Regions from separate parts of the Homo sapiens genome. Here all the other regions are linked to region 3. A link is a contact called in ENCODE Hi-C data. All regions are on one chromosome and are shown on one strand. Each heading gives the region's core, a stretch centred on a gene start or an enhancer-like site at or near the end of the contact. The rest is flanking DNA. Distances are from core to core; before and after follow the strand shown. Region 1 holds the start of NKX2-1-AS1 (NKX2-1 antisense RNA 1). Region 2 holds the start of PAX9 (paired box 9). Region 3 holds the start of NPAS3 (neuronal PAS domain protein 3).

What was found. Hi-C counts contacts between places; a loop is a spot of excess contacts on that map. Pooled maps may share reads with other maps.
Region 1: a loop to region 3 is called in a pooled map, with 17 times the contacts of the local background. The contact joins the promoter of NKX2-1-AS1 here to the promoter of NPAS3 in region 3. A Hi-C loop is called at or near these places in 1 of 168 maps with a recorded cell type or tissue (naive thymus-derived CD4-positive, alpha-beta T cell), 3 of 37 single-sample maps with no recorded cell type and 9 of 50 pooled maps.
Region 2: a loop to region 3 is called in a pooled map, with 19 times the contacts of the local background. The contact joins the promoter of PAX9 here to the promoter of NPAS3 in region 3. A Hi-C loop is called at or near these places in 4 of 37 single-sample maps with no recorded cell type and 9 of 50 pooled maps.

What each region holds. Positions count from the first base shown.
Region 1 is chr14:36,518,028-36,520,727 of GRCh38, forward strand. It overlaps NKX2-1-AS1 (NKX2-1 antisense RNA 1), which reads left to right and starts at 1,251. Exons shown (of 2, transcript NR_103710.1): 1 at 1,251-1,652. It overlaps NKX2-1 (NK2 homeobox 1), which reads right to left and starts at 2,205. Exons shown (of 3, transcript NM_001079668.3): 1 at 2,026-2,205; 2 at 958-1,343. The coding sequence starts at 2,102. It overlaps SFTA3 (surfactant associated 3), which reads right to left and starts at 1,529. Exons shown (of 5, transcript NR_161365.1): 1 at 1,441-1,529. RefSeq lists enhancers at 1-462, 1,621-2,620, 2,621-2,700.
Region 2 is chr14:36,660,417-36,663,116 of GRCh38, forward strand. It overlaps PAX9 (paired box 9), which reads left to right and starts at 1,444. Exons shown (of 4, transcript NM_001372076.1): 1 at 1,444-1,677; 2 at 2,481-2,700. The coding sequence starts at 1,674. RefSeq lists a promoter at 178-1,375, a cis regulatory region at 635-1,147 and enhancers at 1,912-2,423, 2,424-2,700.
Region 3 is chr14:32,937,556-32,940,255 of GRCh38, forward strand. NPAS3 (neuronal PAS domain protein 3) reads left to right here and starts at 1,324. Exons shown (of 12, transcript NM_001164749.2): 1 at 1,324-1,811. The coding sequence starts at 1,762.

The DNA.
Region 1 (2,700 bases), core at 1-2,500, 3.6 Mb after region 3:
CGACAAACGCACAGCGTCGGCCGGGGCCAGGCCGAGCCAGGCCACCCCTGTTTTCCGCGCCATTGGCCCGCCCGGCCCGCCCCAACCGACGGCGCCCTCCTGACCCAGGCAGCCTAGCGCTGGGGCCCAAGAGGCCCATCCGCGGGGAACTGCCAGCGCCTGCCCCAGGCCGTACCGTCGAGGGGGCTGTACTGGAGCGCTCACAGCCCCAACCCTGGCTGCCCTCCCTCAGTCTCAGTTCCCTCTTTCGAACCAAAAGACGCAGTGGGGGAAAGGCCGCTTCTGCTCCTTTCGTGCCCAGCCCGGGTCAGAGCATTAGGATTAGCTGGCCACAGGCGGCGAACTGGGCTCAGGCCGGGAGCTGGGGTCCTACGGTAGACCCCAGTTTGGAGAGGTTAGGAGAGGGGGTGTTGACTTCCAAAAGCTGGAGCCCCCAGACGCTTTGCCTCTTGGCTTCTCTCCTGTCAGGCCCCAGTGAGGGCACCTGCTCGGACCCTTAGAGTCCCCTCTGGAACTGCGAGTCCTCCCACCTGCCCAGACTCCGCTGGAGAGAGGGCCGGGCCGGGCGCTCGAGTGCCTCCCAACAGGGCAGCCTCCCTCCTGGCCCGGTCTAGCCTCTCCGCGCTCTGCTCGCCCCTGCTCCTTGAGCTCGGGGTCGCTTCCCTTGGCTCCCCGAGGTCTTCTGCGCCGAGCAGAGCTGCCAGTCCACCGCGCCTAGGAGACGCCGAGTACCCGCATCTGACCGCAGGACCCCAGCGCTACCAAGTGCCTGTTCTTGGACCCCCAGCCGAGCAGGGGGAAGCATCCCCAGCTCCCGCACCCAAGTCCCTGGCGCCGCTGCCGGGCCGCCCTCCCTGATGCCCAGCGCGCAGCCTGCCGGCGCCGCGCCTTCTGGACGGCTCTCGCCGCACCTCCTGAGCTCAGCCCGCGGCCCCGCAGTGGGGCGGCCTCACTTACTGGCGGGGAAGCGCGGGTCTGGGTTGGCGCCGTACCATCCGGGGCCAGAGGCGCTGTTCCTCATGGTGTCCTGGTACGGCGGCAGCTCGCTCATGTTGCCCAGGTTGCCGTTGCAGTAGCCCCCCACGGCGGAGTGCGAGAGCTGGGGCACCCCCGCCGCCGTCATGTGGTAGGCGGCGGTGACGGCGCCGTGGTGCCCCACGGCGTGCTGCTGCATGGCCGCTGTTGGCGGTGCCGCCTGGCCCTGCCTGTACGCCGCCAGCGGAGCCCCGAGGCCGCCGCCCTCCATGCCCACTTTCTTGTAGCTTTCCTCCAGGGGACTCAAGATGTCAGACACTGAGAACGGAGTCGTGTGCTTTGGACTCATCGACATGATTCGGCGGCGGCTGGAGGAGGAAGGAAGAGGAGGAAAAAAAAGGGAGAGGGGGAAGGCGAAGCCTCGCTGCTTTTTTTTTCTCCCTTTGCCAAATATTCTGGTGTTACCTTAACGCCGATCTTGTTGGATGTACACGTAACGGAGTGGACCGAGTCCTCCTTAATTGGCTTGAGTGGAGGCTCGGGGGCTGCCTCGCGTTTGTTTTAGCCCGGCGCCAGGTTTTAGGCAGCCACCAGAGGCGGGGCGTAAGCGCTAAAGCAACAAGACAATAGAAGCCTACATCTTGCCCGAGATAATTAGCTTACATGCTGATGACAAGGTAAACACCTTTAAGTTTCACTTGTCAGGATTTTTAGGTCTCAAAGAGAGAGAGAGAGAGGCAGAGACGAGACCCAAAGCATTTCCCCCCTCCCTTGGACACCCCCACCCCCATTTTTTGTGGGGTACCAGCGGAGCGCGGGGAGGAGGTGGAGGGGAGGGGAAGGAGGAGGGAACCGAGAGCGGGGAGGGCAGGAGGTGGGGTGGGGGAGTAACAGAGGAGGAGAGATGGTTGAGAGGAAGGAAGGTGAATGCTGCTTTGCAACCAACTTGCGGAGTTACAAAGTGGAACCACTTTCCAATTCGGTCGGGGTTCCCCGGGCACGGACAGGTCTTTAGGAGGAGGGGGCTGAGGGACAGGGTGGGGGTTTCACCTGAGCCTGCCGGGGCTGCTCCTCCCTCCCGCCGCGGCCTCCCAGCCCCGCGCCTTCCCACTGCCTCCGGACCACATCGGGCTTCGCTGCGCTGAGCCCCAGTCGCCAACAAATGAGCGAGCGAGTCTGGGGACGAACCCTGGGGCCGCACTGTTGGTCTACGTGTCTGTCAGTCTGTCTGCCTCTCTTCTGCCGCCGTCAGAGGGACACCTCTGCTCCCCGCCCCCTTTCCCCCTACCGGAGAGAATCCGAGCGGGCGGAGGGGGCGCTGAGTAGGGGATCGACTGCCTCCCGGAGGCTGTCCCGGATCCCCGAGCCACAACCCGCCCCCGCAGCTCAGGGGTTTTTCAGTGGGCCACCCCCGCTAACACGCCTCCCCCAAGGTCTTCCCCCCCCCCCCCCACCCCCGGCCGAGCAAACACAGCACTGGCCCCCAGAGCTGGGAGGATGGGAAGGGGTCTCACGGGAGGGTCCGTCACTGAAGTTGCCCCACCTCGAACAAACCTGGTGTCCCTGACCCTCGCCCATCTCCCAGACACGCGGGGATCTGGGGCTGGAGCTGACTTTCCGAGGACATCACAGCCCCAGCACCCGAGCCCAGAGCCACGCTGTTTTCCCCTCTGATGCTTCAGGGAGCGCGCGAGCAGGGAGCGGCGTGAGTGCCCGTCTGTCTGT
Region 2 (2,700 bases), core at 194-2,693, 3.7 Mb after region 3:
TTAGTTCATCTTTACCTTTCACATCCTCCATTCTGTTAGGTAATTTTGAATTTAGAGTGCATCCTAACCATAGAAGTGGGAATCTGGAGATCTGTTCCTTTGCAGAAGCATGGCTGATCATAGTTTTTTCCTGGGTTCTTGCAACTTACTGACCTGAGATCTGGGACCAGTCAGCTTCTCTGGGTGTAGACCGCAGCCACACACATCCCTGGGGACTGTTGGGGAAGCAGCCTGAATCCTGTGTGCACAAGGAGCCTTCTGGATTGTCAAGTAGCAGTAACAGAGTTCACGACCCCAAGCAGTACAAACTCCCAAATTCACGAAAATATTTCTCTTCTTGTTTATTATTTTGATTCACATTCTCCACAACCCTAACTGCAAATATTAATAACTTTGGCTGCAAAAAAGCATACGGTACACTTTAGATTAGACTTACAGTGAATAAAAGTGAAAATTCAGAAGTAGGCAGAACGACAGGGCCTCTGGAGCTTAATGGAAGACGAGGGAATTACATCCATGTGCAGCGTCGGTGTCCACTGTCTTGGGACTAAGTCTCTTTCATATTTAAACAAAACTCTTTCGAGAGGGCTCGCTGGTTTGGAGAACCCTCACAAACGCTGCCACCGAGGGCCAGGGGCCCAGGACAGTGGCTGAATGTGGCAGAGCCTTGGGCTCCGTAGTGAGTGCCCCACGCACTGGCAATTGGTCGACTTGGGGCTGTGCGCTAGCGTTAGCCGCCTGTGGTTCAGTTCCCCGCACACGGCGTGGCCCGTGCCTCGAGCCTGTGTGGCTAGTGGTTGGCCGGTCCACCTGGACTGGGGGGTCGCCGCAGGAAGCTGGCGGTAGGAGGAACCTCCCTGGCCTTAACAGTGGCCCCCACCTGTGGCTCGGGCTCCCCGCAACCTCCTGGTTTCTTTGGCCGGCCTATCTTCTCACACCTGCGCTCTCGCCACCTGGCATGGACTGAAGTGAGGTAGAATCGGCAGGTGACACAGATCCTCTCCTGACAGTCCCCAGAGGCCCGCATGACAGATTTTGCTAAGACAACTCCCTCACCCCTGTGCACGGTGGCGCCCGCCTCCCACCTATAGCCTTAACTTCAATTCTGAGATGTCCATCGTTCCCCGGAGGAGGTCTCCTCGGGCCCCTTCTCCCTTCGAGTCATTCACATTCAGACCAAACGCTTTCATTTGTTTATTCAGCATTTTACCAGCCTGATTTTGCTGTCTTTTTGTGCCGCTTCTGGGAAGATGTCAAACACCCATTTTCATTGTATTTAGTCACCCAGGTGGGGAGCTAGCCTGAAAGAGACAGCGGAAGGAGTTTCCTGGACTGCGCTGTCGCTCACCGACCCGCACCAATCACCATGCAGCTTGCCCTCGGACCCGCCCCTTTTAGGGCGTGTCCCCAGTGAGTGATAGACGGAGCCGCCCTGCCCTGCTCAGCCCAGCCCACGTTGCTGCTTAGATTGAAATGCAGAACTCAAGCCTCTTTCATCGGGGCACAGACTTCCTTTTACTTCTTCCTTTTGCCCTCTCGCCTCCTCCTCCTGGGAAGAAGCGGAGGCGCCGGCGGTCGGCCGGGATAGCAACAGGCCGGGCCACTGAGGCGGTGCGGAAAGTTTCTGTCTGGGAGTGCGGAACTGGGGCCGGGTTGGTGTACTGCTCGGAGCAATGGGTGAGTGGCGGCGGGGGACTCTGTCAGAGCCGGGAAGGGAGGGAGGGAGCGAGCGGGCAAGGGAGGGAGGGAGGGAGGGAGCGCGAGGGCGCGCGCCACTAGGCGCTCACATTCTCTATTGACTTTGCTCGTGTTCCTACAAGTTGTAGGAACACGCTAAGGGTCAGCGGCGCACAGCAGTTCAATGTGAACGCTGGCTACTGGGTGGCTGTTGATGCCATTTTCTGATTTTAAGAGAAGGGAGCTGTGGCATCAGCGAGCCCCTCAGCCCGAGTAGCAAACCAAGTTTTGTTTCACACGCGCGCACACATGCAAACAAAACAGGAAAAGAAAAGAAAAGAAAACAAACAACAACAAATAAAACACCCTCTAGCTTCCCCTAGACTTTGTTTAACTGGCCGGGTCTCCAGAAGGAACGCTGGGGATGGGATGGGTGGAGAGAGGGAGCGGCTCAAGGACTTTAGTGAGGAGCAGGCGAGAAGGAGCACGTTCAGGCGTCAAGACCGATTTCTCCCCCTGCTTCGGGAGACTTTTGAACGCTCGGAGAGGCCCGGCATCTCACCACTTTACTTGGCCGTAGGGGCCTCCGGCACGGCAGGAATGAGGGAGGGGGTCCGATTGGACAGTGACGGTTTGGGGCCGTTCGGCTATGTTCAGGGACCATATGGTTTGGGGACAGCCCCAGTAGTTAGTAGGGGACGGGTGCGTTCGCCCAGTCCCCGGATGCGTAGGGAGGCCCAGTGGCAGGCAGCTGTCCCAAGCAGCGGGTGCGCGTCCCTGCGCGCTGTGTGTTCATTTTGCAGAGCCAGCCTTCGGGGAGGTGAACCAGCTGGGAGGAGTGTTCGTGAACGGGAGGCCGCTGCCCAACGCCATCCGGCTTCGCATCGTGGAACTGGCCCAACTGGGCATCCGACCGTGTGACATCAGCCGCCAGCTACGGGTCTCGCACGGCTGCGTCAGCAAGATCCTGGCGCGATACAACGAGACGGGCTCGATCTTGCCAGGAGCCATCGGGGGCAGCAA
Region 3 (2,700 bases), core at 74-2,573:
AGAGTGTACTCCAAAGAGAACTTAAACACCATCATGCAGATTAAACACCTCTACCACGAAAAACATTTATGTGTTCCTTTGGAAGTTTCCAACTCCCAGCCCTACTTTACTGGAGTCGTAGAGACCGAATGGAGGACCCCTTTTCAGGTCTTTATTTTTTTCTTAAGCTTAAAGTCAAATGCAGAACCTCACACAGGACTGATGTTTTCCATCAGGCGCTTTCATTCATTCAAAGTGGAAATGCTTTGGGAGTCCTTTCTACTTGCCTGGTTGACACATGACTGACCCAAGTCTCTGCGTAAAAAGCTGTCCACACGCTTCTGATTGGTTTAGTGGAGAAAACGCTCTGACCAGGGTCTACCCAGGTAACAGGATTCTAGCCCGGGCCCTGCACTGAGTAGCCAGCCTTTCTCTAGGCCTTGCTGAACTGTCAAACCGGGGTGCGGCTGGGCTAGATCCCAGAGGGTGGCAGTCCGGTCCCAAGTCCCGGGACCCGAGTCGGGAGGGGCTTCTGTATGTGAGTTTAAACGCGCGGGGATTCACCTGTGAACCCTGGGGTCTGCACTCCTGTACGTCCGTGACTGATGCAGATGCTCCGGCTTTGGGAACGCTGCTGAGAGCGCCAGAGCCACAAGGTGCTTGTGCTGCTGCTGCACCGCCCACGGGGCTCTTGGGCCCATCTGCTTGGGCCAGCGCACCCCCCATCCGTATTGATTTCCGCTGCCCCCAAGGAGCTCCCGGGACTGTGTCCTGCCCCAGCTCGCTCCTGTGGCCTCCCAGTTCCTTTTTCTGTTTCTTTCTTTCCTCCTGGCTGCAATACTCCAGAGAAGGGAAGTGTTTGAAACTGCAACTGAGTGGCGTTGTTGCGCCGGCAGCCGAGCCTCCCAGTCCCCCAACGAGAAAGAGAGAGAGAGAGAGAGAGAGAGAAATTGAGAGAGAGAGAGAGAGAGAGAGAGAGAGAGAGAGAGAAGGGGGGGGAGGTGTGTGTCTGCGTACGAGAGAGCGCTCTGGAGCAAAGCAGCTGGAAAATGCCCAGAAATACTTTCACAGCGGTCAAGCTGGAACCCCCCGCGTGTCCTCCCCCTTCCCGCTCCTCCCGGCCTAGACCCCGCGCCCCCCGCAGGGAGGGTGTGCGCCCCACCTGCCACCGGGCTGCTCCGGGTGGTAGAAAGGGGTGACGGGGGACGGGGGCGGGGGCGGGTGGCGGCGCGGGGGTGAGAACCCGGAGGCGGCGGGGCCCTGGGCCGGGCTGCCCGCGGGACCGCGCGGCCGCCTCCCCCCGCCGCCGCCGCCGCCTCCCCCTCCTCCTCCTCCGCCGCCGCCGCCGGTCGCCTGTCTCCGCGCCGGGCATGCCTCGGGAGCCGGGGCGGCCCGGGCCGCGGGCGCTCTGCGGCGCATGGACGGCGGCGGCGCCGGGCGAGCAGCGGGAGGAGAAGGCGCAGGCGGCGGCGGAAGCGGCGACCCACGGCTGGGAGCACCGGCGGCGCGAGGGGACGGCCGGCCGCCCGCGAGGCTCCGGCCCCACTACTTTTCCGTAGCCTCCCCACCTCAGCAGCACGGCCGCCGCCGCCGCCGCCGCCGCCGCCACGGCCACGGCCACGGCCCCGGCCCCGGCCACCGCCCGCCGGGCAGCCCAGAGCGCCGCGCACGGCCGCACTCTCCCGCCACCCCACGCACACGCACACCCCCGCCCGCCCACGCCCCCCACCCGGGAGGGGGGAGAGAGGCAAAAAGTAAGAGAGGAAAAAAAATAGCAGGAAGATGGCGCCCACCAAGCCCAGCTTTCAGCAGGATCCTTCCAGGCGAGAACGGTAACACTTTTCTGTTTATTGAACCTGCCGCCGGGCCGCTGCTCCCGCCGCCGCCGCCTCCGCCGCCGAGGGCCCCTCTCCGCAGCCCGCCCGCCTCCTGGGCCGCGAGCCCGCGGGGACCTCGTCTGGGCGCAGCGCTCGCCCGGGGCCCCGCGCATTGTCCCCGCGGCGGCTGCGGCAGCGAGAGGCTCTGGCGGCGGCCGGGCTCTCTGAGCAGTCGCACCTCCTCGGCTCGGCGAATAGAGTGACTCACTGACAAAAAAAAAAAAAAAAAGAAGAAAGAAACAGAAAAGAGAAAAAGAAAAAGAAACAAACAGATGCGAAGGCGCTGCCGTGTGACGGGAGCAGCAGCGAGGGTGGGGGGCCGGGGATCCCCGGGGCCGCCGCAGGTCCCCTAGCAGCTGCTCTCGAGGAAGGGAATGAGGCTGGGGAGGGGGAGGGAAGGCGGCGAGCAGGGGGAGGAGGCGAGGAGCAGGAGGAGGAGGCCGGGGGCGGGGAGCGCGGAGCTCGCGCCAGGCCCGGAATGTGTCGCGGAGGGGCCGGCTCCGTCTCCGCGCGAGCAGCTAGGCCGGGCCGAGCCCAGAGGAGCGCGGCCGCCGCCTCCCTGCCTCCCGGGCTGCGCCCTCCGCTCGGCAACTTGTGGGTCTCCCGCTCTGCCCTCCGCTCTCATCTTCCCCTCCTCTCCATACCCCTCCCAAAGGAAAAAGAAAAATAAAGAAGAAAACCCTCAAATCCAAATAAGCAAACAAACAGCGAGATCCAAAATGTGTCAGCAGTTGGAGCATCTATGCCCCGTTAGTTACTGTTTGGGGATCTGTGTTTTAAAAAGTTCCTGGTGAGAATTGCATATCCAAGCAAGGGGCTCAGTCGAGCATGTCTATTTGAAGTT